Linked DNA regions of Homo sapiens: regions 1, 2, 3 and 4 are each linked to region 5. A link is a loop called in an ENCODE intact Hi-C map of the cell type or tissue named here. Cell type or tissue: CD4-positive, alpha-beta T cell. All regions are shown on one strand. Links, peaks and the distances in the headings refer to the core of each region. The heading gives the core; the rest is flanking DNA. Region 1 has its middle 12 kb from the start of CC2D2A. Region 2 has its middle 140 kb from the start of LINC01085. Region 3 overlaps C1QTNF7-AS1 (C1QTNF7 antisense RNA 1). Region 4 overlaps C1QTNF7-AS1 (C1QTNF7 antisense RNA 1). Region 5 holds the start of LINC01182 (long intergenic non-protein coding RNA 1182).

Evidence for each region. Hi-C counts contacts between places; a loop is a spot of excess contacts. Peaks named below come from ENCODE experiments on the same cell type or tissue, not always from the same donor. Only the 100,000 strongest peaks of a DNase experiment are listed, where the experiment ranks them.
Region 1: it touches region 5 in a loop (17-fold over the local background); 21 of 110 quality-filtered maps call a loop at or near these places.
Region 2: a loop joins it to region 5, with 6 times the contacts of the local background. A loop is called at or near these places in 22 of 110 quality-filtered maps.
Region 3: it touches region 5 in a loop (6-fold over the local background); 7 of 110 quality-filtered maps call a loop at or near these places.
Region 4: it touches region 5 in a loop (3-fold over the local background); 6 of 110 quality-filtered maps call a loop at or near these places.

The regions. Positions count from the first base shown.
Region 1 is chr4:15,455,095-15,461,132 of GRCh38, reverse strand. No RefSeq gene overlaps it. Among named protein-coding and RNA genes, the nearest start is that of CC2D2A, 12 kb to the left of the region's middle. In CD4-positive, alpha-beta T cell, for the core only: CTCF peaks have their summits at 3,160 and 3,360 (motif pointing right); a DNase peak (open chromatin) is centred at 3,382.
Region 2 is chr4:14,251,871-14,257,908 of GRCh38, reverse strand. No RefSeq gene overlaps it. Among named protein-coding and RNA genes, the nearest start is that of LINC01085, 140 kb to the right of the region's middle. In CD4-positive, alpha-beta T cell, for the core only: no CTCF peak of the experiment used is centred there; no DNase peak of the experiment used is centred there.
Region 3 is chr4:15,393,988-15,400,025 of GRCh38, reverse strand. All of the region lies in intron 1 of C1QTNF7-AS1 (C1QTNF7 antisense RNA 1), which reads left to right. It also overlaps a transcript of C1QTNF7 not described here. Among named protein-coding and RNA genes, the nearest start is that of C1QTNF7-AS1, 31 kb to the left of the region's middle. In CD4-positive, alpha-beta T cell, for the core only: CTCF peaks have their summits at 3,416 and 3,619 (motif pointing right); a DNase peak (open chromatin) is centred at 3,645.
Region 4 is chr4:15,228,753-15,234,790 of GRCh38, reverse strand. The region is part of intron 2 of C1QTNF7-AS1 (C1QTNF7 antisense RNA 1); the gene reads left to right. Among named protein-coding and RNA genes, the nearest start is that of C1QTNF7-AS1, 200 kb to the left of the region's middle. In CD4-positive, alpha-beta T cell, for the core only: CTCF peaks have their summits at 2,898 and 3,101 (motif pointing left); a DNase peak (open chromatin) is centred at 3,080; H3K4me3 peaks cover 808 bases; H3K27ac peaks cover 589 bases.
Region 5 is chr4:13,653,091-13,659,128 of GRCh38, reverse strand. It overlaps LINC01182 (long intergenic non-protein coding RNA 1182), which reads right to left and starts at 3,950. Exons shown (of 4, transcript NR_121681.1): 1 at 3,778-3,950; 2 at 1,275-1,382. RefSeq lists an enhancer at 4,376-4,425. In CD4-positive, alpha-beta T cell, for the core only: CTCF peaks have their summits at 2,287, 2,489 (motif pointing left) and 4,822 (motif pointing left); DNase peaks (open chromatin) are centred at 2,448, 4,448 and 4,828; H3K4me3 peaks cover 1,287 bases.

The DNA of each region.
Region 1 (6,038 bases), core at 1,190-5,189, 1.8 Mb before region 5:
ACAACTTGGTGGGGGGAAGGGAGTGCTACTGGCATCTCATGGGTAGAAGCCAGGAATACTGCTAAACATCCTACATTGCATAGAACTGTCCCCGCACTGCCATTCCAACATAAAAAAATTATCTGTCCACGTATGTCAAGGATGCTGAGGTTGAGAAACCCTGTTTTTTCCAATATGATTTACACCCATATGATCTGCTACTGCTTCCAGAATTTAGCAGGTTTTAAGACCTCAATCCCAGGTTACATTTAAACCAGGAATGGACCCTCCTGGAGCCCAACATCCTCTGAGTTCTAGTTTGAACCATAGTCACCAATCCACAGCCCACAAACTCCCTTTCCTCATGTTGCATTCCCCTCCATAGAGGCAAGTATCCTTTTTGGCTGATCAATCTCAGTTTTAACCAACCAAGTTTATCACTGAGTTTTTAATGCTATTGAAATTCAGCAGAAAAGAAATTAGTATCAAAATTTCTTTTTCCTCTAGGAGGTTTCTTGGCTCCCTTTGCAGATTTATTCAATGTATGTCAAAGAGCACAAGGGGCATTTTGAAAATTGGGGAGCATCAGTCATGCCACAGAAAATGATGTTATATTCCCATTTTCCAGGGCAGTGGGTGTCCACTTGCCTTACATTTGCATAATCAAGATGAGTTGCTCACAGGACTCTCCATTTGAAACAAGATCTTACCCAAGGAGACTTACTGAGCTTACTAGAGAGAGGATTAGCTGATAATACCCTCCTGATTAAAAAGTAGGTTTTGCTTTCCTACACAGCCTGATCCATCTTTCATTTTTTCATGCCCTGTGATGCCACAAATTGTACTGTATTTCCTTCCAATGCAGCAATTGCTAAAGATACTTGGGAAAAAGGCAGTTTGCTAGACTCAATATAAGAATGACCTCTCTGCTATTCCAGCTCAAGAATTTTCAACTCTTTGCTGTTTGTAGCCACAGCTCCTGGTACAGACAACTTTGCTTTACCCTCTGATGCAGAAGCTTGGGGACCTGTAGGGGTTTGGGTGCTTATATTGGTACAGAGCATAGATTGGTAAAAAAAAAAAAAAAAAAAAAAAAAGTACCCAGGAGCATCTATACTTGTTTCCTGAATTCTGCTAAATTGAGAAGCTATGTTTCCAACATCCTTAGATGGACTAGGGTATAAATAGAATTTTCATGGACTTGCCTCTGATCTCAGTCACTGTTGATGTTTTTGGAAATGCATGGCAGATTCCAAAGAACTGACTAGCAAACAGATTTCTAGAGTAAAATCCATCCATAAATTGGTAGCTGCTTGTGTTCTCACTATTTGAGAGATGGAATTTGGAGCAGAGGACAAAGGGTTGCCTGCTACTATGCATCATTCTGCTCTCTGGGGCTTGGACTCTGAGGGGCTTTGCCATACTAGAGGATTTTCCTGTCAGGGAAATATGGACACTGCCATGTACTGTCCAACTAGGGCCAAACAGAAAAACAGTAGCACTGCAAGGACCCAGCCAACTTCATGACGGTGGACTAGATTTTGTGGATCACAAGTGCCATCATATCTAGTTGCCAGCTTTTAGTAATTCTCTGTGTTATAATTTTCGCCTCTTATCTCTGACACATCTGTAAAATCTTATAATTGTTCCCTTAGAGACTCATCTATGCTGTGGGGGAATTACAGAAAGAATTTATATCCATGCTCGAGATGAGAGGGTAAAGTAAAGAAGAGTAATTTCAGTAGCAAGAATGATGGTATCAGTGGAGATTGCTAAAATTCTCAAAAGGCAAGTAAATTTTAGGAACAATGATTGGGGATCAGTGTTGAGCGTAAGTTTGCCCCTTCCTATATGGAGATTTTCTCTCCTCACTGCCAGCCTGGGTTATTTTTCCAAGGGATCCTGAGAATCACTCACGCTTTCTCCATGATACTAATGTATGCTTGAGACCTTCAAGACTCCCTCCTAATTCAAGTCTCTGCTAACACCAGAAAAGGATCCATCATCATTAACAAGCCTGCCTTCTTTCTTTATCCTTCTAGTGCTTACCACTAGCATAGCTGTTGACACATCATTTTGTCTTTCCTGCTGGGTTTCCATTGCTCAGGGAAGCTCCTGGTGCATAGCAGACACTCAGTAAATATGTTGAGTGATTGAAGGAACAAACCAACACACAAAGCAAAGCCTTCACTGAGTCCTTATATAAGGAGAAGAACTTATGACTGAGAATCTAAAAAACATATGACTGAGATCTAAAAAACACAAACTGATGACTGAGAGTCTAAAAAACACAACCTACTTTCGAATCAGCTGTGTGGATTCAAAGAGCCAGAAATGCTGCATCTGTTAAATTTGGAAAGTCGTCACTAGTAGGAGGGGGTTCCATGGGCCAGTGAAGAGGTCTTTTAGGAGTAGTAGCATTTAGTGTGAAACTGAACTGCTGGCCTCAAATCTTAAATCTGCCATTTGCTAGTTGGGTAGCAAGACAGGTAGCTTTTGGTTTTAGTTGGTGTTTAATTTCAAATTAAAATTTATCTTTCCATCAATTTATTCATCCATCTGACATTTATTTAGTGCCTGCCACATGGCAGATGTGGTGCAAAGTACTAGAGATTCAAAGATGATTAAGAAAAAATCCTCACCCTCTAGCTGTTTACCATCCAGTGAGGTTGAAACCTCTTGATATGGTTTGGTTGTGTCCCCACCCAAATTTAATCTTGAATTGTAGCTCCTATAATTCTCATGTGTTGTGGGAGGGACCCAGTGGGAGATAATTGAATTATGGGAGTGGTTTCCCCCATACTGTTCTTGTGGTAGTGAATAAGTCTCACGAGATCTGATGGTTTTATAAGGGGAGACCCCCTTCACTTGGATCTCATTCTCTCTTTTGTCTACTGCCATGTAAGATGTGCCTTTTGCCTTCTGCCATGATTGTTAGGCCTCCCCAGTCAGGTAGAACTGTGAGTCCATTAAACCTTTTTTTCTTTATAAATTACCTAGTCTTGGGTATGTCTTTATCAGCAGCGTGAAAACGGACCTCTAGTCACACTTATCCCATCAAGCTTTGCAGGAAACCACAGAGGGATTATCTGATAACGAAATGTCATTTTTACTCTAATTGTTTATGAATTACAGTGTATATGACTAAGTAGCTTTAATAAATGTATACTAGGCAATGGGAGGAGATCCACATGGAAGACAGAAGACCTTGACTCTAGTCCCATCTTAGCGACCACTGACAAGGCCCTCATCGTTTATGGATCTCTGTTTCCTCTTCTGGAATATGAGGTGGGCAGAGAAAGTTGATTTCTAAAGTTTCTCCTAGCCCGCACTTGGATTTTACATAATCTCTGGAAATGGTCTCTAATAGAGTAGTTATTGTTGCTGGCCACTAGAGGTCAGTACCTTAAAAAGTAAACTGGATTCTCCTGCCATCAAAGTATGCCTTGAAGCAAAAGCAAAATTACTGTTTTCTTATCTTGGTTAGGAAGAAACATTCCCAAAGAAACAGTTTTCTCCTTGACATATTAGAGCTTGTAAGATGACATTTCCAAACTCTGGCTGAGCATTCACTGCAGAGTTCACTAACAATCTTAGTGTGAGAGATGAAGGAGCAGAAGGTCTGGCCCTAGCTAGTGAAGAACGTATGGTTTCTGCACAGACCTGAATGCATTGATAGCTGTGTAACAGGAGGAAAGAGGAACTGAAAATGACTCTTCTGTAGAGCAAGCCCCTCACTGTATCCAGTGGTGCACTTGCCCCTATCTGGTCACTGAGAATTAAAAGGTAAATATGTTTTTAGATCAGCTCTTTTCTCATAGATGTGGTAGGGAAGGCACAATTTTTGTTCCTTTCCCTGAGTTCCTGCTGCTCTGAAAGATAGGAACTTCCACTCTCTTAATAATTAGTGGCTTACCTCTCCATGGCTCCTTCTGGTGGAGGGAGGAGGAGGGATTTCTCTGATTGGTGAGATGGCAAGAGTCTGGTACCCCCTGGGCTCTGTGTTGGGAGTGGGCTGTGTGTAAAAAGTCACTTGCACATGTGGCCTCTCTTGGGTTCTATGAGCTTGATTTGAGGGGAGGGAGACCTCTGTTCTCTTTGAGGCTGAATGGAAAAGTTTCTGTTGTGGGATGCTAATCAGGTCTAGACCTGGAGGCAACTACTGGGAAGTTTGTTTCAACCTCATATCCAAGTTGCTCTCTCTGATTTGGTGCTACCAGTAGGAAGACAAGTATTTTGGTACATATGTGGCTTCTGTGTGCATTTCTCAATTGGCTTGGCACCCTCAGGGGTGAGGAGTGGGATTAAATGGAAGCCCTTCTCAAATCCTATCAGTGGAGGTGGATTAATATAGTCCCCTCACAATTCTAATGACTGCAGGCTTGCTTGTGATGTTGTTGGTGTAGGGTTTAGGTAAGAGTGGGGCTCAGGGTTGTCCTTGGGGATACAGGACCAGGGAAAGGAGACAGATACAGCCCTCAACAACTTATGCAGCTGAAACCAAACTGAAATGAATATAAGGGGCAAATAGTAGAAAAAAATCATTAAAATTCAACTTGAGGAGTGTGTAGGAGAGAGATGTTTTGTTCTGCTTTGCCTAAGTCATGGTAGTTGTGCAAAAAGTGTTGGTCTTAAAACTCAGGCTTCTTTTGGTACAAGGTGGTTCTGTGTCCCCCAGCTGCTCCCCTTTACCCTCTCCCATCCCGTTACCTCTTTATTCACAAGAGAAGAAAAACAAATAGAAAAGATCTCCAACAATTGTCCAAATAATTCATTCATTTATATAGACATTTCTTCATTCATTCATTCATTCATTCATTCATTCATCCTACCAATATTTACTGAGCTTTGATTATGCACCAGGCAGTTTCAGGTACAGGGAACTAAGCAGACAATACCCCCTTCTCTTGTGGGGCCAACATTTATTTGAGGGTTGACCAAGTACGGTGGCAGATGAAGTCATTGCCTCTTCCATATCCCTTGCATTAACCAATTCAGGGTGCTTTGATAGATTTTTAACTGTCTTATCTCCATCTCTGTGCCTGAAGCCTTTTTTCAGAACCCTGCAAAGTCACTTTACCTGAGCACCAAAGGCACTCTCAAAGTGCTGGAAAAATATTGATCCTGAGAGCGGTCCTCAGCCAATGACTCTTGGGAGTTGGTCTTTAAACACTCCGGCTTCCTCCCTTTTTGGGTGAGCTGATTCGGTGTGTGTTATCCTGTTCTCCTGGGCAGCTCCTTGGGATGAGCTTCAATCAACCACAATGGCAGTTAGCTTACAGACACAGTTATTGTTGCTCTGTTGCTTCCTCACTACCCTATTGGTGTTTCCTGCAACTCCCAAATAACCACTTATACTCAAGTCCTTGTCTCAGAGTCTGCTTTTGGGGGAAATCTGCTAAAATTGTCATTTTTTACATATATTACCACATTTTGTTCTTGCAAAGACCCTGTGAAATTATGAACTGAACATCGCAGTGCCTACCTGATGACACACTTTTGGAAAAAAAACAAAACAAAACTGCCTACATCTCGTGCTGATGGGCTTTGAGCAGGCAACTGTGCTTTATACCAGTATTCACAGTCCTAGCTGATGGGACCGAAGGAGGGTGTGGATCAGCTGCAGCCAATCCCCAGGCTGGCTCTTTGATAAACAGGGGCCTGCCAAACATGAGATCCTCACTCTGGGGATTTGAACTGAGACATGAAGAAAGAGTCAGCAGGGATTGAGCAATTGGAGCTAAAGCAAAGAACATGTCATGAACTAGAGCTGGGCTGGGAGATGCCAGCAGAGATTGAAATGATGAGAAATCAGAATCCATGCTGTAGAAAAGGCAGATAACAGGGTGAGGAAACCTGTGAGTGGTATGAGAAGCCCATGGATGCAAAAGAAGCAGAGACGTGAAGCAGAGTGGAGTCAAGTTCTTCACTGAGGGCCAGTGTCAGGATCTACCCTGGCCTCCACCAAGGCCCTGGAGGGCTGTTGGAGCCACTCAGCTGGAAGTAATGGCCTATAAGGCCTGGTCCAAGCAGAACTCCAGCACCCATTACTCCTGCTC
Region 2 (6,038 bases), core at 939-4,938, 600 kb before region 5:
AGTAACTTAAGTGGCATAAAAATCCATTTCTCACTCAAATCACAGTTAAACTGAGTAAAACTGAGTAATCATAGCTGCCCTTGGGAGTCTCTTCCATATGGTGACTAAAGGACCCCAAATCTGAAACTAGTGTTTTCCAAGGGTGGAGAGTCATGGGAGATACTTGCAGAAGCCAAACCTGGAAGTATTTTACATCACTTCTGTGTATCTTACATTCACCAGAACCCAGACACATGGTGCACACCACACTATAAGAGGTCCTGGAATATGTTGGTTTGCTGAGGGTTCAAGTTTGGTGAACACATTGCCTTGTCTCCGAAGAGGTCAGAAAACAAGTATAGCCCCAAAACAAGTTATCCATTTATTTTAAAAATAGTCTCTTTGTTTTTAAATGGCTACCCATTTTACATTTCCCCAGACTCTTCTACTTAAATGCTACCTTTCTCATCCTTATCAAATACACTTGTCTCTTACTTCATTAAGAATAACAACTCCCCTCTCCTCCACACCCTGACAAGTTTTCCACTGTTCTTTTCAGCCTTGTATCCTCCTGTTCAGAGGAACAGTTTTCTTTTTCTTATCTAACGCCAAATCCTCTATGTGAACCTTGAGCTCCTTTTCTTCTTCCAGACCTTGAAATATCACTTATTGTCTTTTTTCCTATATCTTTACTGCTATGTATGTTTATCTCTTTAGCCCACAAACTCATTAAAATCTCTTTCATCCTAAAAATGCATCCTTAACATTCAGACTGGACTCCTCCCATAGGTGCAGTTCAGTCCCTATAGGACCCTGTAGAGTAACCTATCATTGTATACTCTTGGAAGAATAATCTGCAGTGACTTCTAATTTATTTCTAAATGTTTGTCTTTACAACACATCAAAATTTAACTATATATTTTTCATGTGACTGTTATTGTTCATATCTTCCACTAAACTTCAAACTCCACAGGGGCCTAACTATATCTGTTTTGTTAACTCTCATTCCTAATGCTAAACCCAGGGCCTGACACATGGTAATTACTTAATAAATAAATATTTGGTGATTGTATAAATAAATCCACTGCAGTTGATGCAAACTAAGATGGTCAATGACATTGCTATTAAATCTGATAGATATCTTTCCGTCTTTACTTTCCTGGATTGTTCTGCTGCATTTCACACCACCGATGAGCCATCTACTTTAATGCCTTGATGTCCTTAACCCATCACAACTCTTAGTTTCTTTATTTTTCCTACCTCTGTGATGGCTTCTTCTCAATCGACTCAATTGTCTGCTTCATCTTCCACTGTGCACCACTCAAGTGGAAGCACTACCTGGAGTTTTTTTGTCAGGCTGCTGAACCTCTCAGTAAACAAATTGCTAAGAGTGATGTTATGTACTTTAAAGACTGATATTGCCACCCATAGGCTGATGCCTCTTTAAATATACATTCATATCGGACTTTTAACATTAGTTACAAAAATTTTGACCAGACTGCCTACTCACATTATGTTCTTATTGGTGTCTTATTGAGGCTTCAAATTCATTAATCAAAATCTGAATTAATTATACTCCCCCAAGATTTTTCATCGTCTTTTAATCTGTATTCCAGAGCCATTATACATGCAGGTATCAAACTAAAAACCAAAGATCCATGCCTCCTTTCCCTTACCATTCTCCATCCTGTCAATCACTAAATGTGCTCTGCCACTGCACTTTCAAATATTTCTTGGCTCCTTTCTCCCTCTCCATACTAACCAGTTTCCTCACTCATAATCTCCACCATGGATTACAGAAAGCCTCCTACCAATTTCTTTGCCACCAGACCTTTCCAACCCATTCTATTCTCCACAGTGCAGTCAAATGTATCTTTTTAGAAACAACAGTCAGATCATTTCATACTCTGATGCAAACCCCTCCAAAGACTCCCCACTGTGTATAAAAACCTAACATTTTAAGATAACTTGAAGCTTCCATAAATTTATCCCTTTCTACCCTTATTCTTTGTCTTTTTGCATCTCTAACTTCATGATTAGTGATACCAGTTTTCTGCACAAACCCTTGCTTTTTTTTTTTGCTTCGGTAATTTTGCTTAAGTTAAAGCAACTCTTGCTAATGGCTTCTCATATTTGAAGTCTTATCTCAGGCTTCACGTCTTCCAGAAAGTCTCTGTACTTCAGTCCAAGCTAGGTTAGGTACCATTCCTCTGTGTTCATATAAAGCTCTGTAGATATTTGTGACACTAAATTGGATGGAGCAGAAGCCTGTGGCAAAGCATGTTGGACATGAGGTGTGGCTGGGAAATAACTTCATGTGGTGTTAAATCATTGAGATTTGGGGGTTAATTGGTTACTGCAGCATAGCCGAGCAAACTCTGAATAAACCATGGTCAGCATACTACAAATGAAGAAAAGTTATGTCCCCCACTCTGTTCATGCAGACAAAGCACAATTCTTTTATTCTTTCCAGCTCTAATATTCACTGGAACTATCTTATGAGAAAATGTTCAAAGAGAGCCAATTTGACTCTAGAAGGAAATGAAGAAATTATGGGAAACTGCTTTGCCTAAGCACAGCAAACATTTGTAGAATAAATGAGTTTGCAGTTTATAATCTGTTTTCCAGTCTAGCAAAGCCAGTGCGGTTCCATCTGAGCTGAGAAACTACTGGAGCTTGAATTATCCATAAAGGCCCTGCCTGTTTGTCATGCAGTCTAGCCCACAGAGAACAGAATTTTCACATTGAAATGCAATGAGGTCAAATTGGAGACCCAGCAAATGCTGCTGCACTTTGGTGGCTAGCACATCATGTGACTTTCCATGTTCAGACCACTTCAGTGCCCCTTGGGGAATAGCATCAAGAAAATGGGCCTTGCAGTGCCTATTCAGGACTCACCAGATATTCACAGAATGGCTTTGTCTCTCACAGTTCCACCACAGACATAGTCAAGGGAGGAAAAGGCAGTGGGATGCTGAAGCTTAGTTTGTGCAATGTCACTTCTAAATAAAGAGACTGACAAATGTGTCCTGAGAAAAACAGGCTGCATATGCCACATCACATCAAATGTTTAATCCTTTGACAGATGAGAGGGATCTATAACAGGCTCTATTCCATTGTGAACACTTTGATTATTGCTATATTTTATCTCTTAATTAGTACATATTAGTTGCTTTGGGGCATTCTGGAATCTAAACTATTTTCTATGCTTAGTGAATTCACCAATTCACCACCATATGGTCCAGGTGAAAGGCAGAGTCTGCCTTTCTTTTAGAAGCCAAAAGACCAGATACACACTTTTCTAGCCCCACTTGCATTTTGGAAGTTGGCACATGTCCTGGTCTCAGCAAATTAAATGCACACATCATTTAATTGAAAAGAAAGAATACACAGAAATGGGGCTCCAGAGAACACATTCTGGCCGACAGTGGCAATGGTGGCAGCAATGTCCATATACCAGGGCAGCAGTACCCAAGGTGACCACAGGAGGGGTGTAAGCTGGAATATCTAGCATTCATGAGTAACAATAGCAATGCCTGCCAAACTCATATTGGGCACAATTTTAGCTGAGGTCCTGGTGGCCGAGCCTTCCTTGCCGTGGCTCATTTTCTGCAACCGGTTCTCCAACCTTCCTGGTGGTGATTCTGTAGTTCTCTAAAAGCCCTTTAATAAAGTCCTTTCCTTCTTATGTTGGTCAAAGAAAGTTTCTGTTGTTGCTATGTTACAATTCTTGGCTGATAAACTCTCTCATGTTCATGGCAAGACAGGAACATTACTAAAATAATTATTATTAAAATGATTGTTAATGAAATCTGTTCATAAAACAGACAAAGAGAAATGGTCTCAGTGTTCAAAATCAATGTACCTTGTAACCTGCTAACATTTTACTTTTTCTTGCTTTAATTTGTCATATTAGATCAGAGGTTTTCAATCAGGGGCAATTTTGTTCCCTAGGAGACATTTGACTAAGTCTGCAAGCATGTTTGATTGTCACAATTGGTGGCAGAGATGCTAATGTCATCTAGTGGGTAGAAATCAGAGATGCTGTTAAGCATCCTACATTGCACAGGACAGCCCCCATCACAATGAATTATCTGGCTCAAAATGTCAATAATGCTGACATGAGGAACTCTGTCTTATTTCAGGTTGAACAGACCTTAGGACCAACTAATCCCTTGGATTCTTCATATTCTTAGCAGTTTCTAAAACTAGTAGAGAACACATCAAAATTACTTTCCATGTTTTATGAAGGCTTCTTATTTTAAAGTGTTTCTCCACCCAACAAATAGTTATTGTCAGCTTTATGCCAGGTATCATGCTAGGATAGACTGGTTAAACCTAACAAAAAAACAAGCAAACATGGTGCTGTCTTTCAAGAGGTTTCACACAAATGGGGAAAAGATACAACAAATAAATAAATTAACAAATATATCCATAGATATAAAAGATAACATACGTAAAGATAACAAACAGAAAAAATGCTCAATTAAGTTATACAAATTAGCAAGGGAAAATCAACTTGGATAATATGGACCCAAGGACTTCTCTGAGGAGGTGGCACTTAAACTAAAGCTGGAAGAAGAACAATATAAGAAAACAATCTGAATAAAGCTTAGTAATGGAAAGTGCTTGATGACTACAGAATTTAACAGAAGCTTGTGTTGTTTTGGAACAGTAAGTGAAAGGAGAGTAGCAGCACATAAAATGAGAGGTATCAAAAGAGACTCTAACACAAAGAGACTCTAGGCTGTGAAGAAGAGATAGTGAATTTTTATTTCTTTACAGATTGTTTTGTTTACTCCCTGTCTAGGCCATTCTTGCGTTGCTATAAATACCTGAGACTGGGCAATTTATAAAGAAAAGAGGTTTAATTGGCTCACAGTTCTGAAGATTTTACAGGAAGCATGGTGTTGGCATCTGTTCATCTTCTAGTGAGGCCTCAGGAAGCTTACAATCATGGTGGAAGACGAAGGGGGAGCTGGTATGTCACATGGCAAAAGCAGAAAAAAGCAAGAGAGAGAGGGGTGACTCAGGAGGTGCCACATACCATTAAACGATCGTATCTCCTGTGAACTCAGAGCAAGAGTTCGCTTATCACCAATGGGGTGGTGCAGGCCATTCATGAAGGATCCATAATTAAAACACCTCCCACAAGGCCCCACCTCCAGTATTGGGGATTACAATTCAATATGAGATCTGGGTGGGAAAAAGACACCCAAACTATATCACTCACCCTAAAGATTCTTGGACTATCTAAATATGGGGTTGCTTTATACTTGTCCAGACTGATAGGAAAAAAAATTGGGTTATTTTACTATGATTAGATGTTCACATTGACAATTTTGTGTCTGATTAGTAAAAATGAAGAACGAATTGTGCGCTACTGGGTGTCATTATTTAATAAATTAAAATAATAAAAAGTATATAATCTGTGAGGGAGAAGTTTGAAATCATCTAATTAAGCCCAACTACTGCAGTTATCGCAAGATGAAACAGAAATACACACAGCAGATATAACTTGTCTAAGGTCACACAACTTAGAGAACCAACGTTTAAGATCAGAATCTCTATGTGTCTAACTTGACAGTCTTTCCACCAAACCACCAGGCTTAGATGTAATGCATTTGGAGTCCAAGGAGAACTTAAGCTGGTTAAAGGAGAGAATCTGGTTTTCTCCTTTTGGGTAAAGATTTTCCTTGGATTCTGAATGCATTTGAATTTGTTACATTTCCCCTCATTGTCCAGCACAGATCAAATATACTTCAAAAATTACCCTTTCCTTCTGCATCATGAATAATTATTGCCATCAGATTCGAGGCCTGGCTTTACCTTTTCTATATACTTGATCCAAATGACTGCCTGGAGGTTTTTGGGTAAATGAACTATGCAGTAGGTAATCATTAGTTTCCATTCTATCACCCATGCATAGAAGCCTATGCTAGTGTTCAAGATGCTTTTGCTTTAGCTGACAAAAAATTGTTCCCACCTTGTTGTCTATGACCTGAATTTGTAACTACTGTTAATTAATATCATGTGTTTTGCCATACTTGATGAACACA
Region 3 (6,038 bases), core at 1,354-5,353, 1.7 Mb before region 5:
TCTCTGTCCTGGCATTCACTAATGTCATGGCCTCAGAAAAATTGGATAGACTTTCTGAACTTGTTTTCTGACCCATAAAAATGTGATAATGGCAGTAGTCTTTTTAATCCCACAGGAATATTGGGAAGAACAGATGATTTCATATATGGGAAAGGCCCTGGAGCAATGCCTGGCTTCAAGTGGGCACTCAGTATATACTACTTGAAAGCACCTTCCAAATTTTGCAAGTGGCATCTCAGTTCATTCATTCACTTACTTAATACCTATATACCCAGCATGCTGTGGGAAAGTTGGACTTATAGTTATATAAGACATAGGTAAGGAGGTGATAGTCAAATTAAGCTAACAGTTAAAATGAAGTGTTTTATGAAATTAGCTACATATCACAGGAGCTAATGTTTGAGGGCTTACTATGTGTTCAAACATTGGGCTAAGTCTTTAAATGGGTCATCACATTTATTCCATGCAAAAACACTACGTACATGATTATTATTATCCCCATTCTAACTGGAGGAAATCAAGGCTTAGAGATACGAAGAACCTGGCCAAGTCACAGATCATCGATTGAAATGGGTCCTGTAGTCAGTATGACTTGGGGTGCATGTTCTTAACTACTATCTGCGGAGCCTACAGAGATATTCAGAGCTGCTGGAAGTGTTACAGTAGGTGGCTCATCAGGCATTGGCAGAACAGGAGAGGGCTTCCTCCCCAACACACCCACCCACTAGGAATGTCAGGTGACCATCAGCTGATGGTCAGAAAGTTAACTGTCTCTCTAAAATAATAATTGGTTGCAGTCGGCACCAGGGAAGGGCAGTTTCCCAATAGATAGAAAACACCTGAAACTGGTGATCAGCAGGTTCCTGATAAGATCTCAGGAGTTGGGAGAGTGGTCTCAAGCATGTGCATTAAGAGGCAAAATGGCAGCATTTAACTGGTACATGACCTTCCTCTAGGAATGCTAGACTGGTGGGGGAAGAACACCTCAGGTGAGCATGCATACAACTCCAGTAAACACACTGCGCATGCTCACCTCCCAACCACTAACAGGCCACTGTGCATACGGACAGCCCATCCCAAGGGAAGAATCAGGGGAGAGGCAATGCGAGATCCCAGAAGCACACCAGCTTATAAAGCCCCAAGTCAAAAGGTGGAGTCATGCACTTGATTTCTCACGTTGCCTGCTTGGCCTTCTTCCAAGTATACTTTACTTCCTTTCATTCCTGCTCTAATGCTTTTTAATAAACTTTCACTCCTGCTGTAAAACTTGCCTCAGTCTCTCCTTCTGCTTTATGCCCCTCAGTTGAATTCTTTCTTCTGAGCAGGCAAGAATTGAGGTTGCTGCAGACCCTACAGATTTGCCACAGGTAACAGAAGCAGACTGCTGCCTCAGGGGAATGTTCACAAAAGGCACTTCTGTGAAAGGGATGCCTGAGCTCAGCTTTGAGATTTGAGTAGGGCTTGTCTACTCAGACAGAGGAGTCCTGAGCCTAGACCCAGGTAGTCCCAGAAGAGATATGCTGAAGTGTTCACTGTGGAACAGAAAGTCTGTGAAGGTAGATATTGGAGGACAAGGCTTGTACAGTAGCTGGGAATCCAGTCAAGATGCTTAGCTGTAAATAAAGGGACTTGGACATCAATGGGGCAGGGAGGGGGGGTGGTCAATAATGGATATTAAGCATGAGTCTGATATAATTAGCTTTGCCTTTAGTGTTTGGAAAATGGTTTCTAGCTATGATTCATTAGATCTCTTGGTAACCCCAGGTGCTTTTAAAATTTCCAGTTGGGTGTGGAAGAATAAAATTGCTGTCATCGCTATGGCCTATAAGCTCCTTTTGACCTAGGGCCATATTTCAGTCATGATTACATTGCTGGAGCCAAACACAGCAACTGACGCATGACTGGCACTGAAGAAATTGTTGGCTGAGTGAATGAAAAAAATGAATGAAAAACTAGATTAATGGTAGTAAAGTTGGGAAAAGAAGCAAGAAAGACTGAAATTGTGGCTGCGTTCCTTTGTGGGTCTGGTTTAGGAAGGACTCTACAGGAGGAGGGGAGGTGAGAGTGGTGGGCCTTAATTCCACTGGGTGCTCTTGCAGGTTCAAAATCAGTTGGGATGATTTGGGGATTCTTGGAAGTAGAACTGTGTAGTCGCCAGCATCTGCTGAGAGATTTTAATTTGATTTGTTAATGAATCTCCCTGGGTGGGGCTTTGGTAGGTGGTCTGTTGGGGATCCTATGACTAATTTAGGATCTACAGTGGAGCTGAGTGCATAGAATGTTGCTCTTTTTTATTTCTCAGAAAGCACATTCATAAGTGAAGCCTTAAGAACTCTTGGGAATGCTCACAGCCTAGAGAGAGTTGTGGTCTTCTTGTCTTTGAGACTTTAAGTCCCTTGAAGATAAGGGCCATGACTTACTATCTTCAAGCCCAGTGTGACACGGAGCTGTAAGCTCAGGCCTGTAACCACTATCCAGGTGCCTCTAGAGATAGCCAGAGGTGCAGAGGCACACTCCTGCCTCAGATTTTATGCTCACAAAGCATATTTTAGAGGAAGAGTTGTCTGAGCTCACTCCTGAATTTGAGTAGGGGATGACCACTCAGACAGAGGAGCCCTGAGCTTAGGCCCAGGAGGTTGCAGAGCAGGCGAGTAGCTATAGAGTCCACTGTGGGAGAACAGTCTCCGAGAGGTCTTAGGGGATCAGAAACTGCTGTTGCCCTGCTCCAGGGCTCTCAATCCACCTCTGAGCTCACTTGAAGCTGCAGTGGGAAGTTTCCATCTGATATGGTTTGGCTGTGTCCCCACCCAAATCTCATCTTGGATTGTACTCCCATAATTCCCATGTGTTGTGGGAGGGACCCGGTGGAATCACGGGGGCGGTTTCCCTCATATCGTTCTCATGGTAGTGAACAAGTCTTACAAGATCTGGTGGTTTATCAGGGTTTTCTGCTTTTGCATCTTCCTCATTCTCCTTTGCCTGCTGCCATCCATGTAAGACGGGACTTGCTCCTCCTTGCCTTCTGCCATGATTGTGAAGCTTCCCCAGGCACGTAGAACTGTATTAAACCTTTCTCTTTTGTAAATTGCCCAGTCTCAGGTATGTGTTTATTAGCAGCGTGAAAACAGACTAATATGCCATCACACTGACAGCCACCCCCTGAGTTGCCTGTGTCCCTTTCTCTGGAACTACAGGAAAGTTTATTCAGTGTGTGGGCTGCCAAGAAGGGCTGGTGATGGAAAGCCACCCAGGAAACCCTCAGTCAGTGAAGACACAGCCTCTCCTCTGCTGATGGGACAATTCTGAGGGGTGTTCTGAGGAACTCTCAGGGTCCTCAGAGGGACTGAGCATCAGTTGCCCACAGTGCCAACCACTCAATAACACACCTTTTTTTTAGCTTTATTATCCTTTTTCTGTCCCTACTCCCTGCTTTATGCATATAAATAATGTGCCCCCTAAGTCTTTGTCTTAGGGTTTTTGGAAACTAAAATATGATATGCTGCTTGGTGCTCAATAAATAATTGCTGAATACATGAGATCTGCTCAGCTGCCCCCAGATCATGATTAACACTGGAAGCGCTGAGAAAAGATAGTGCACAATTGTACTACTTCGCCTGACCTCCAGATGGAGCTCTCCTGCTCTGCTAGATACATTTTATGGTCCTCTGTGTCAGTGCTGTCTGCCCCCTGCCCCTCCCATTTGAAGGCACAGCCAGAGCCTCTCAATCTCAATCATCTCCAACCTGATGGAGGTTGGCTCAGGCCCACCTTGGTGGGAATTTGGAGCAGTGAGGCCCAGGATGCGGTACAAGTGGCTGAATCTTCACATTCGGGTGCTGTCAGGCTGCAGCCCTCATCCATTGCTGGTGCCCTGGTCAAGTTGGAATGACATCCTCCCTGAGGTCCTTGTGAAGGTCTCAGCCACATCCACTTACTTGTTTGGAAGCTTTACTTGGAATTTTGCAGCTTTGCTCTGACCTGAAACTCCCACTGCTTAGAGCCCTCTTCATTGCCCCCCACTTACTAAAACTGATTTCTTTGGAGATTAGCATCTGCCCAGGTTCAAGCCCAGATTTCAGAGAAATTAGACTTTAAAGTTAAAACAGTGTCTTTGGAGTCAAAAAGACTGAGGTTTAACGTCTACTTCCACCACTGACTGGCCAGATGACCATAGGGGCAGGATACTTACCCCTCCCAGCTTCATTTTTCTCATCCGTAAAATGGTGATACTAATATGTGTTTCAAAGGGTTTGATTGTTAGAGACAATATATCTAAGGTGCCCTGTATTTTCTCAGCACAGAGTAGGTCTTACAATTTTCTGCTGTTTTTTCGGTGTCATTTGAACAATGGACCCTCCCTCGGCCCTGCCTTTCTCTATTTTCTCACTATCCCCCAGCTCCCAGCCCATCATGCCTCCTGGTAGAGAATGTCTGAGTTACGAGTCTGAGTATACTGGCCTCTTTTAACTGGGTTGTGGTTGTAACAGCTTTGTTTTCTTAGAGTCTGTGTCTATTTGGCATCCATTCATCACAGGGCCAGTTGTATTAACTATCTTTTCTTGTTTTCTGTGTTCCTGATGCTCTGGCATTTGACTGGGGAGAGACTGCACCTCCCAGGCATAGCCAGTTCTTACAGAAAGCAAGGGGGCTTGCCCAAGAGCACTCTTTTTTTAAATGCAAAAACACCAATCCAGAGTCCACGCCCCCCACCATCTCTTTTATGGAATTCTTACACATGGAGCCAATATTCCCTCTTCCCTAAATCACCCCAGGGCCAGGCACCAGACAACTAGGGACAGTCCCTATGCTCCAAAGCCATCAGACTTATTCCAAGTAGCCAGTCCTAAGCTGTTTATCCTGCCCTGTCTTGCTTTTCCCATGGAAAACACAGTGAAGGCTCTGGCCCAGGCTCTCTCTTCTCTCCCTTCTGCCCCCTGACCAGCCAGGCTCTTTCCCATGTGGCCCTGTGTGGCATGGTGTGCCCCCTCCTCTTGGGAAATATAAGTTATAAAACTTCTCTTTCAATGGCATTAGTCTGTTTGTGTTGTCACTGAATCACCTCCATAAATTAAAATCCCACAGGTACATTTTAAGACAGTCCTACTCAAGTTCTTTTGGGAAACAGTTGAGGTGTTCAAATTGTCTTTAATAATGAGAATCCCCTTGGGTGCCGATATCTATCCTAAGGCACTTGGGGATGCCTTAGGTAAAAAAGTACCAGGGCCAGGCCTTATGGTTCAAGACCTTCTGATACCCACCATCATCTCTCCTGTGATCCCCAAAATGTGAAGAGTAGAGAGTCTAGTTCCATCGGAATCCAACACATGTTTGTAATTTTTGAAAATTATAAAAAATATGTTTGTCGTAAAACCAAAAATGATATAGAATTACACAAAGTAAAATGTGGGAGTCCCCACACACAGATCCCTTCCTTTGAACCCAATTCCTCAAGGATTCCCACTGTTCAAACTTTTGTGTGTGCATTCTTCCACCTTTTTGAGACTCTGCACAAACATGTACACATATGAGGATGAATTTGTTTTTGAAATGGAATCCAAACATACCTATTTTCTGCAACATGCTCTTTTCACTAAACAATATGTGGTGAATACCTTTCTCTGCCTAGCATTCTGCAGTATGAGCTGATTGTAAGTTATCTGGGCATTCCCCTACTGGGCACATTTTGGTTGTCTTGGATTTAGCCACTGTTTCTTGAGAGCTCACTCTCCATGTAGAAGGCTGGCAAAGCCTATACAATCTGCCCTTGGGTTTCACCCCAACTTCAGCTCCTCTTATCATCCCTTGCACCTCTGCCCCAACCACATTTACCTTACGTACTTTCCTCAAGTGTTCCAAACATGCTCCCACTTCAGGGCCTTTGCATGGGACTTTCCTTCAGCCTGGAATGTTTACACTTTAGACCTTCACAGGCTCATTCTCTCACTCATCTCCTTCAGGGTTCTGCTCAAACTTCATGTATCTGTGAGCCTTTCCCTTCCCTGCTATATGAAATAGAGCCCTCCTGCCTTGGCCCTACA
Region 4 (6,038 bases), core at 704-4,703, 1.6 Mb before region 5:
TTTTATTTGCTTCCCATTTCAGCATTACAGTGGAGTTGGAAAAGTGCTTCGCTGTTATCAGCAGCAATATTTGCTGTGAGTTTTTCATAGACCATGGGTGCCTGACCTGTCTATAGAAAAATAAATTTCATTTTACCAAAGTCTTGAGATCATCTAGAGCAGAAGTGGTTGGGAAATAGGCAGATGGGTATAAGCATGGATTTTGCCTCTTTCAGTTACTGTGACTTTGGGAAGGTTGTGGAAACCTCCCCAGGTTCTATTTCCTCTTTTGTAAACTACAGACGACAGTATCCAATCAAGGGTTACTGAGGGGTTTAAGTGGGAGAATAAATAATGAGCACCTGGCACTTAGTAGCTGTTCAGTAAATCCTGTCTTTCTCCCAGAGATTGGCAGCAAAGAGCCTGGGATCCCTGTATTATCCTCCTCCCTCATGAACTCTAGAAGACAGTGAGAGAGAGAGAGAGAGAGAGAGTGAGCGAGCGTGTGTACGGGAGGAAGTGATCATCTAGTGGGAGAGTCACTGCAGATTAGTCAGAGACCTTAAAGATGGGAATATTTCAATCTCCTCGCTTCCAGTCAGAGGTCAAATTCAAGGTTGCAGGAAGGGAGATGACATGTCAGAAGCCCGCTAGCCAGCAGGAGATGGAGCCAGGACTCAGACCTGCTCCTTTGCCATAGTTTAGGCCATGAAAGTTTTCTCCCGAATGATAATAGGCATTATTTATTGAGCACATACTAGGTGCCAGACATTTACAACAACCTTGTGAGAAAGGCTTTATAACTTGCATTTCATTGATGAGGACACTGAGGCTCAGAGAGGCAAAGTTACCTGGCAGAGTCATATAGTCACCCAGGGTATGTTGTGAAGCACCCCCTGGTATACCAGACTTCAAAGCCTTTGTTCATCACACTGTTTGACACTGCTGGAAAGAGGCTCTGAGATTTACCAGCATGCTTCAGTTTCAGAGGTCAGAACATGTGCAGATGAACTAACGGCAGAGGATTCGTAAGCCGAGCCTTTTCTGTTCATTTGTTCCGTACCACATGTAAAAGTTCAATCAGCAAAATCACCTCCGGCCAGCAAAAGAACCACTTCCTGCCCATCTTTTTAGATTGTGTTCTCCTGATGATTTTCAAGGGGGCTCAGAGCCCAGATTAATTCAACAGAATAACAGAGCAAACCAGCTTCATTCCCACAAACATCACGTCCAAGTTGCTATGAGGTGACTTCAGTTCATTATCCGGTTGAGCCTGGAATGGGCAAGCTTCAGGGTGTCCCCACACCCACGGCAGACCCAGGCTCTTGGTGCCCAGATGGAAGGGTGGAAACAGAAGGTCCAGCCCATCTGTCTAATGGTTGTCCCTTGGCCAGCTAGTGGGATCTCCTCAAGAGCTTTGTGTGGCAGCTGCCTCAGCCTGGAAAGAGCTTGGCAAATTAGAAAGGAAAACAAACCCAAAGAGGAAACGCTGCTTGCAGCCCAGGCAGCTTTTGCATTATCACTTTCTCCTCTTTTGTGCTGAGTTTCAGATCTGTGACTTTCAAACAAAAGGGTTTTCTGGCCCAAACCTCCAGCTCGTTGTGAAAAAACCATGCACAAAAGTGGATTCAGCTGGCACAGCCCGTGTGACCTTGTGCCCGTGACTCCACAGCTCCTCTGTTTTCAGTGGGGAAGGAGAGCACAGTAATGAAACACAGGGTGGCTTTGCCATTTCCCAGCGATATGGCCTTGGACAAACATCTTGCCTTCTTTTGACTTCAATATCCATGTCTACAGTAGAAAACAGTAACAGCACTCACTTCAAAGGCTGTCAGGGAATTAAATGAGCTCACAAGTATGGAATCCTTAGAACAATCCTGAGTTCCTGCTGCATGCCCTGTGGGTTCAATGTACACTGTTATTATATTTTCTCATCAGTAAAACGAGAATAGTAATAGCACTTGCGTAGGATTGTTGTGAGGTTCAAATGACCACATGTTTCTGAAGAACTTAGTACACAGTGGGTGCTAGGAACTAAATACCAGATCTCATGCAGAGAGGCTGAGCAGAGATGCCTTTAAGAGGGTTGATTTGGAGACCTTGAATGCAGACAGCCAAGTCTGGTCTCTGCCAATTACCAAATAAGAATTAGACAGATCAGGTCATTAACTTATGCAGTTGATAGTTCCAGGAGGTGATATTTGAGGAAAATGAAAAAGTCAGGCAGGCAGCAGGGTGTGTGGTGAAAACACAGTGGGCTGGGGTCAGAAGTCCTGGCTTGGAATCCTGACGCGACCGTCTGGATGTAGGTAGCCTTGGGCAAATCTCTTCTTCACTTTGGCTTCAATTTCTTCTTCTGTAAAAGGAGAATTTGGTGATGTCCCAAATTCCTTCTAATGCTAATACCAGATAATTTAATGTTATTTTCGGGCATCACTCCCATTCACTGCTAGTGGGAATGATAAAACAATAAATTTATTCAAGTGAATAATTTAGCGTAATCTAGTTCATATGAAGATATGCACGTCCACCTCCATTATGGTGTGTCTCAATAATTTTATACCTGTTCATTCAAAAAATATTTATTGAACCCTAATTATGTCCCAGGTGCTGTTCTAGTAGCTAGGGATACTCCAGTGAACAAAACAGATAAAAATCCCAGCTGTCAAGGAGTTTATGTTCCAACAAGGTAGACAAATCACTCACAAGAAAAAAATTTAAAAAATAAGTGCTTAAGGGAAACTGAAAAAGTAGGGAAGGTTGTGGTTTTGGATGGGGTGTGTCTGTTTCCCCACTGGATGGGAGCATGGCCTCATCCAGGGCGGTACCTGGCACGCAGTAGTTTCTGATTAAAGGTTAGGTGAACAAATGCCCAAATGAGCAGACCCTGAGTCCTGAAAAGACTGATTTGATGCACATGTGTGTAGTCTGCGTATTTTTATCTGAAATGAATTAGCACCAGCAGTTTCCAGAGCAGAGCTGAAATGATTACATTACCATTATTTTAAATCTGAGAAGCACTAGGGAATGAGAACCACATCCTCCTCCCAAACCAGGCCAAACAGAGGAGGCCACAGAGCGGCCTTATTTGCACATTGCTGCCCCCTGGTGCTGGTATAAAAATATGGCCACATTTGCTTACCTCTAGGGTAAAATGAATTAGGCTGGTGCAAAAGTAATTGCGGGCTTGGCCATTGAAAGTAATGACAAAAACTGCAAATACTTTTACACCAACCTAATATCAGTGAGCACACAGCACCATCACTGAAGTATTGGGATTAAATTGTCAGTGTGGTGATGACCACGTTTGTCAAATCCAAAAGTCTGTACAGTATGGCCTTAAGGGGGCAGTGGCTAGAATATTAAGGACTATTTCAGATAAGTCAGTGCAATGATTTTATTTTCACGATGACACATGATGTCTGCTCAGATATCACTTTTTGGGAGTTTATAACTATCCAAATGGATCAGAGCTCATAGAAACCTAAGCTATTTCCTAGTCATAGGACTCCGGGAATGTTTCTTAAGGAGTTCATGTGTAGACTTCAGGGACCATCTGACCTTCTGTTTGAGAACAATGTTCCCCAAATGTGTAAGGAAGTGTTAGATCTAAATAACTGAGGAGTGCTGGGCCAGTTGCCCAAGGTGAGTCCTCCACGAAATGAGACACTTGTGTTCACTTAGCACAGTGGTTCCAGTTTGAATTCTATTTCGTTTATACACACATTCCCCATTTTACCTCATATCAAGGTGGCTGGTAATCAGGTAGTTTCCTAACCACCCTAAGTCCTTGTTTTCTCATCTAAAAACAGGAGAAAAATAATACTTACTAAATAAGGTTTAATCAAAAAGAAAATAGTCATGTGAAAGAAAGTAATAAAATATCAGGCACCCATTAGATGCTTAATAAATGCTTTTAAAAGCAAGCTTGGGAAACACTGACATTGATGGAAACTTACAAAGCATTTCAAGATTCGTCAGTGACAGGAAGACTTCTCTGATGAATTATTCCTGGCACTAAGGTCATTGTAAGATAATGAACACTATCAAACAGTGAAAAATCCTAATAAACTTTGTTTTATTCCAGGTGTGTTTCTATCAGAGTACTTTGAAAACCATTACATTGAAAATGTTGCTATCTTTTGTGTTTGAAGATAACACTATTTGCCCAATTTCTTTTTTTCTTTGGTTCTGATTGAAAATAGTATTATATTATAAAAACTAATGTTTCCTACATTGGGCACCCACAAAAACTGCCTTGGGGCCTGCATCTTAGGGTTCTGCTATGGGATAAATGTTTGTATCTTCCTAAAATTCATGTGTTGAAACCTAACCACCAATGTGATGGTAGTAGGAGGTAGAAATACCGTAAGGTGAGAATGTTTAGTGTCTTATAAAACAGACCGCAGAGAACTGCGCTGCCTCTTCCGCCATGTGTGGACAGAGCAAGAAGGCACCACCTATGAACCAGAAAACAGTCCCCCACCAGAGAGTGGATCTGCAGTGCCCTGATCTTAGACTTCCTCCAGAATTGTGAGCAATAAATTTCTGCTGTTTATTAGCTATCTAGTTTTTGGTATATTTTATGGAAGCCCAAGTGAACTAAGATGGGTTTCTATTTGTAGAATCAACTGCTTTTCCTCTTAAAAAAATTGTAGGTTTTTTTTTATTACTACAAAAGTGATATGTGATTATTGTAAAAAAAAAAATTGAAACATTACAGAAACACATGGTCTGTAAAGGAAACATTTTCCGTAATCCCAACTTTCTTTTAAAGGTTTGGCATATGATTGTGTTCATTTTGTTTCATGAATACACCAACTTATATGCGAGTGCTTTAACAAGAATGGGATCATACTAACATGTTCTTCTGCAATTTGAGTTTTTTTAACGTTCGGCATCCTGGATAAGTTCCACATCTTTCTGCCACTTCTCTCTCTCTCTCTCTCTCTCTCCCTCTGTCTTCTTTTTCTCTCTGTAATTGATGTATAGTGTTCCATGGTGAGGTGTACCTATTGTAACTCTGCAGTTTCCTTTCTAGGTAGTCTGCTGCCTTTATTCAGCAGAAGATCAAAGATCCCACCCATGCATGGTATCTCAAGGACTGGAGGGGGAAAAAAAGACAGCAAGTGGGAGTGCCCTCATTTGAGACTATATTTGAGTGAGCATTAAGTAGTGAGTAGCTGAACCTGTAGAGGCTGAAGGGCCTAGAGGCATTGTGGACAAGGCTCCTTGGCAGCTGAAAGATGAGCGGTGTGCTATGAATCCCACCTTACCTATAAGAATGGTACACTTTAATTGGAGGGTTCTTATGGTTTCTATTTTAAGCTTCATTCATATATCATTTATTCAGTCAACAAACATTTTTGAGTGTCTACTCTGAGGCAACCAGGAATGCAGAAATAAATTTTCTTAATAGATACAAACTGATAAGTATCCACAGAGCAATTGCATTCTATGGGACACAATTCATTTGCATTGATCTGGTCACAAATATTTGCATGACTCAGCTTTCTACAATTTACAGAGTAGTAGAAGGATTCAAAGACAATGAGGCTGGGCGTGGTGGCTCACATGGTGGCTCAATCCCAGCACTTTGGGAGGCCAAGGCGGGCAGATCACTTGAGGTCAGGAGTTCGTGACCAGCCTGGCCAACATCGTGAAACCCTGTCTCCGCTAAACATACAAAAATTAGCTGAGCATGGTGGCACACGCCTGTAATCCCAGCCACTTGGGAGGCGGAGGCAGGAGAATCGCTTGAACCTGGGAGGAGGAGGTTGCAGTGAGCTGAGATGGTGCCACTGCACTGCAGCCTGGGTGACAGAGCAAGACTCTGGCTCAAAAGAAAAAAAAAAAATTAAAAGACAATGAAAGGCAGAGATCACCCAGAAAGGTATATTAGGCTGAACATCCGGGAAGTTTTTTCTTCCTCTCATTTTAAAGACTTTCAGAATTTTAATGGACAAATATCACATTAACATACAACCGAAAAAAATGTGGCACGTAAATGCCAAGACCATGGAGATAAAGGCAGTTTAAAAACAGCAGAATTAATTTAT
Region 5 (6,038 bases), core at 859-4,858:
AATGGGATGTGAGCCAACAGAACACTGTGTGACCTTGAACCAGTCACATCTTTCTAAGCTTCCATTTCATCAGCTGTAAAATGAGGAGGGCAGACTCAGTTATCCCTTTCTTTTCTAATATTGTATGATTCTAATCTTCCCATCATTCTCAAATGATGGAATTAGAATTATAAAATGTCTGAAATGGAAGACATGCTGAAAACTAATCCACTAATGAAATAATATCCCCATATTTCAATTCTTCCTTATTTTTTGAGACAGCGTCTCACTCTGTCTCCCAGGCTGGAGTGCAGTGACACAATCTTGGCTCACTGAAGCCTCAACCTCCTGGGCTCAAATGCTCTTCCCATCTCAGCCTCCCAAGTACCTGGGACTACATGTGCTCACCACTACACTAGGCTAATTTTGTTCATTTTTTTTGTACAGAGAAGGTCTCACTTTGTTGCCCAGGCTGGTCTCGAACTTCTGGGCTCAAGTGATTCACCCACCTCGGCCTCCCAAAGGGCTGGGCCTACAGGTGTGAACTGCTGCACCCAGCCCACATATTTGAATTATTTTAGTGACACTTTCATCCTTTTTTTCACATCTCCACATTACTATCATTCACTTAACTGGTTTTTCTTTAAATTGACTTTTTTTTTTTTTTAGACAGAGTCTCGCTCTGCCGCCCAGGCTGGAGTGCAGTGGCATGATCTCAGCTCACTGCAAGCTCTGCCTCCTGGGTTCACGCCATTCTCCTGCCTCAGCCTCCCAAGTATCTGGGACTACAAGTGCTCGCCACCACGCCTGGCTAATTTTTTCTATTTTTAGTAGAGATGGGGTTTCACCGTGTTAGCCAGGATGGTCTCGATCTCCTGACCTCGTGATCTGCCCACCTCGGCCTCCCAAAGTGCTGGGTAAATTAACCTTTTTACTTAAATACATATATTTAAAAGGCATCCCTTATCACTATCACAAATAGAAAACCATAATCATTTGCTATACATGTAATCATAATTAAAGGAAAATAAAGCAATCTAAGAAAATTTTGGCTGGGCCCCACTGCCTGCCCAAGGACCCCAAGCTGCTGCTTGTCCCTCTCTGTGGAAATGGCAGCATAGTATATGTTTAAAGGCACTAAGGTCATGTTGGCATCAAAGGAGACTCTTTTTGCCCTAATCAGAATAGAAAAGAGCCACATTCTCTCCCAAGGGATGTCCATTTTATCTAATACAGAGGCTAGGTGCCACCCAAGATCTCTCTCAAGAACTTCACTTTGGATAAAATGGTCTCACCACTGTTCCTTAGGTTAACGTTGTAATTAGTTCATCTAATGCTCCAAATTGCCAATATCTGCATCTTCTTCACCATGACCTTCACCTGCTACCATTGCCAGGCAGCTCCTGTGAGAAAACAGATATGCTCAGAAACACACACACGCACAAGCACATGCTCCAAAACAATTTTTTAAACAACATAATGCTTCCCTGGCACTTCCCCAAGTCCACTGCTCTAGGAATCGCTGACCTCGGGCAGGTCTACGTCACTACTTTTTCTAAAGAAATCGCTGCCCATGTACAACAAAGAGCAACTTCCATTGAGCATTTGGGGAGCTCTTGAAGCGACTTCCTTTTTTCCTTCTCTCTCTTTATAGACGCGATGTGGAGTAGGGAGCAGGTGGTACACCCTTGTGGGAAAACAGGTACAGAGACTGTGGGGGGCAGACAGGGACAAAAGAGAGAGAGACACTGCCTTCTGCTTATTTTGTGTGGTATAGGAAGAAAATATTTAAACGTTTCTACTTTAGATACAGTCTGGCTTCCAATTCCAGTTCTATCATTTTCTAGCAACATAAATTTGGGCAAGTTGCTCAGCCCCTCTGAGCTTTAATCTCCTCCTTAGCAAAATGGCTCTGGTGACACACCCTTCCTTGCGTTGTGAGTGTGTAAGGCAGGTATGGTACCAGGCGCCGAGATAAACATTCATCTAACAGTCCCTTCCTCTTTTACCTTTTGTTTGTTTGTTTTTACTTTGGCACCATTTATGAAGGTCCAAAATAAATCCCTTTTTTATTTGTTTGGTTGTTTGTTTGTTTTGCCTTCTAAATCCTGAGTCTCATCTACAAAGTGGAAAAAAAAAAAAGGCTGTGAATTTCCATAATGTAAGTTTCGTTTTCTATGACTCGATTATGGCAAGTGATGTATAAAGGCTGAGTGGAGTGACAAGGAGGGGCACAGAGAAGAGGGAGGACAAACTTTACACCAGCAAATCCAACAATCGGCCCCTTTTGAAAAATCATTAGCAGCCTGCTGGAAGCTCCAAGTCTCCCAGATTTGGGATATGAGAGAGTAACAACATGAATCTAGAAAATGTGGTGCCTTTCGTGCATAGATTTGAATTAGAGAATTCTTGGTCAGTTTTGCATATGAAGTTGGGGAGAAGGCGTGGGCGGCGCAAAGAAAAACAGAGAAACACCTCCCCCTGCTGCCTGGATGGCGAATAGCAGCAAAGATGCAAAAAAAAAAAAAAAAATTCCATGGTCATATAAAAACCCTCAGCCTATTCCGAGGGTTTGCAAAGGATTCACTATGTGCAGGCAGCTGAATTTTATGGAATGCATTTTCCTATCCTAAGTTACCTTCAAAGGTCATAAAAAATGATCTTAGGACATTATTACAATGATGATGCTTTCCACTGGGCATGTTGTTATTTGTTTCTTGAACAGGAAATATATTAGCGTAACTTTTAAATTAAAATGATATAAAAGTTATAATTGAAAAGTCTTGTTTCTGACTGCCTTACGTATACCTAGCTACTTTTATTAGCTTTTCATATAAATATAAGTAAATGTGACTAATGTAGTCTTCTTTTTTTCCTTCTTACACAATAATTAGCTGTTTGACACTCTTCCGGATATTGTTTTTGTCACTTAACAACATAACTTGGTGATCCTCCCAGAGCCGAAAAGCTCTCCCAGATATGTTTCAGGGCAGCGTAACCTTCCTTGTTCTTCCTTCACTGAGCATGTTATATGTGGAAAGAACACATCCCCACTTGGGGAAACCAGATAAATTGTTTAAATTATTGCAAATGTGAATGATTTTAATGTAGAAATAACCTTTTTCATTCCACATTAATCACAAATACTGTTCACAACCCTTCGTAATAAACTTGTCTCCTGCTTATTTTTTTTTTTCTGGTATTCCTTGTGATTAGAATCTCTCGCCTTGGTATCCGCTGTGTTCAAGAGCAGAACAGAGCTTTGAACTTTACAGGCTAGTGCTCAGAATTAAAAGTGCTTAATGCCACCAAGATTTCTATTAAAAAACCCAGGGTAAAGGAAAAAGCCTTTTGCTTCAGCTGAAATGTTCTTGTAAAGGGCAAAATGGAAAATACAAACACCACTGCCGTTTGCTGGTTGGATACCACAGCCATCGGCACCTCCTGGAAATGGCAAGCCCATGAGTTCCTGATGGAAGCCAAGGTTAGTCTTATTGCATTTGAGAGAGTTAGAAAAGTGTCTTTCAGTGTGGACAGAGAGCCAGCAAGATTGTGAAGGTCAAAGAAAAATCCAATTATCCATAGCAAACACTGACCATACAATTAAATTACACCAGTCAGGAAAGCATCTGATCTTCTGCAACGGACTTCTTCCAGCAAATTTACCCTTGAATCAGTCTGGGCCATTCATTGGCAGCCAGCTGATCAGTTTCCTTCTGCTGCCCTGCATCCTGCAACATGTCTGTAGCAGATGTATCACTGCCCACCTACATCCCCTTGGCCCACCCCAGAGGTCACCTGCAGCTGCAGTGGTCAACTCCCAAGCACGCAGACATCTCAGCATCAAGAACCTGCTTCTCTCTGCCCAAGGGCTTTTTCTGGCCATAGAAGTATCCCCTGCACAGTCCAGATATGCAGGCTGGACAGAAGTTCCAGGGAGCTACCATTCCCAAGAGCAAGCCTCAAGCAATGCCTGGGAGATAAACACCCAGCTCCCTTGCTTGCCCCTTGCCTTGCTGGGGCAATGCCAAAGTGTGTGGTGCCCATACTCTCAGAGGGACACCAGTGCGACTGAGCCCCAGGTGGGACCTACTCATTAACATGCTGTTTATTGGCTTTTCTCTCTTCCCTACTGTCTCATCATTTTTCTGGGATTGACTCCTGTGAGAGCCTTGATCCAGTCAAGAGACAGAAACTACACAGTAAGTTCAACAGGACAAGTGTAACACAGAGTCATTAACTACAATGAAGAGTATAGATATAAGGAAACTCTACAAAGCAACCTAGAGCTACGAGGGAGAACTTAGGAAAAGACGAACTTGAGAAGGATTCAGACCTCTTGGGAAACGGTGAGGTTCAGCCCACGAGACAGCAGAGAAGTTAGCTGCTTTGGCTAGGCTGGAGCCGGCCTGGAATTGCTGGGAACCTCCAGGTGCAGCCAGCCTCCGTTGTGCACGCAGGGGGCGCCAATCAGCAACTGATGGTGAGGGATGGAGCCCGGGAGCTGGCGGGGGCTGCAGGAGGCTGCAGAAGGAGCGGAGCGGCTACTCAACGCCTGACCCTGCCAGCTAAGTGCAGCTGCACACAGGCCGAGCAGAAGCTTGCAAAGGGAGGCTGAGTCCCGGACCCAAGTGTAGCAAGCAGGGAAAGGGAGGGTAGGGCACCGGTAAGGGCAGGAGCCCTTCGGAGGCTCACTCTGTGCTGGGGAGCTCTGCTTTCCATGTCAAGAAGCCTGCACAAAAATTATCACCAAGCCGGGGCTGCAAAGTCACAGAAGGACCAGTTCCACCCGCTGTCCTCGTCCACCCACACTACTGAGCCGCGGTCCCCGCACAACCGGCGGAAACCCTCCTCCAGCTGCGGTGTCCTCCGGCGCCCTCTACTGAGGAAGCCTAGCATCGCGCGCACTTAAAGGAGACGGGCTCAAAGGCACGCCTTCGTTAGTCCCAGAGCATAAATTAATAAAGGGTCCATTCAGAGCTGAGAGGCACAAAAAAAAATTTTTTAAAAAGATAAATACACCTCCAAAGTCCCACTTGCACTCAAACCCTTGTCTCAGGATCTGCTTTTGAAAGAACCCAAATCACGACAATGTCAGACAGAGATGTGATTTTTGTTGACAAAAAGAGTCAGACTCTAAAATATTTAAAGAGATTTATTCTGAGCCAAATATGAGTCACTAATGGCCCATGACATAACCTTCAGGAGATCCTGAGAACATGACCCCAAGGTGATTGGGGCGTCACCTAGATGTATACATTTTAGGGAGACGTGAGACTTCAATTAAATACATTTAAGACATACATTGTTTCAGTCCAGAAAAGGGAAAGTGGGGAGGTCTGCTTCCAGTTGTAGGTAGATTTAAAATTTGTCTGATTTGTCAATTGGTTGAAAGAGTTACTATCTCTAGAAAGAAATGTCTCGGTTACAATAAGAAGTTGTGGAAACCAAGGTTTTATCACGCAGATGAAGCCTCCAGGTAGCAGGCTTCAGAGAGAATAGAATGTAAATGTTTCTTATCAGACTTAAGGTCTGTGTTGATGTTAAATGCTGGCCACGTTTCCTGAATTCCTAAAGAGAGTAGGGTATAACGAGACATGTCTGACACCCCTTCCCGTCATGGCCTGAACCAGTTTTTCAGGTTAACTTTGGAGTGCCCTGGCCAAGAAGGGGTCCATTCAGATGCTTGGAGGGGCTCTAGAATTTTATTTTTTGTTAATATTTTAATCTTGGCTCTGTATGACCTCAAGAAAGGGTTTTATCAGCTTAGAGTCTCCACTTTCTCATCTGCAAGATGGAGGTGATAATAAACAGTCCACCTCACAGGGACTATTCTTGAGAGAATGAAACAAAATAGACCACCTGCTATGCACTTGGTACAAAATAAGTGCTCAAAATAAGTGCTCAATATCACCTCCCTTCCTCCTTTTCAAACCAAATCAAAGCCCCAAAGTTTCTTCTTCCTTTCTTTAAGTAAGAGTCAAGGTATGAGAATGCTCCAAGCTACTCTGCTCAAGACATTTTTCCCTTAAATTTGGCCCAGGCCATCTTGGAGGAAA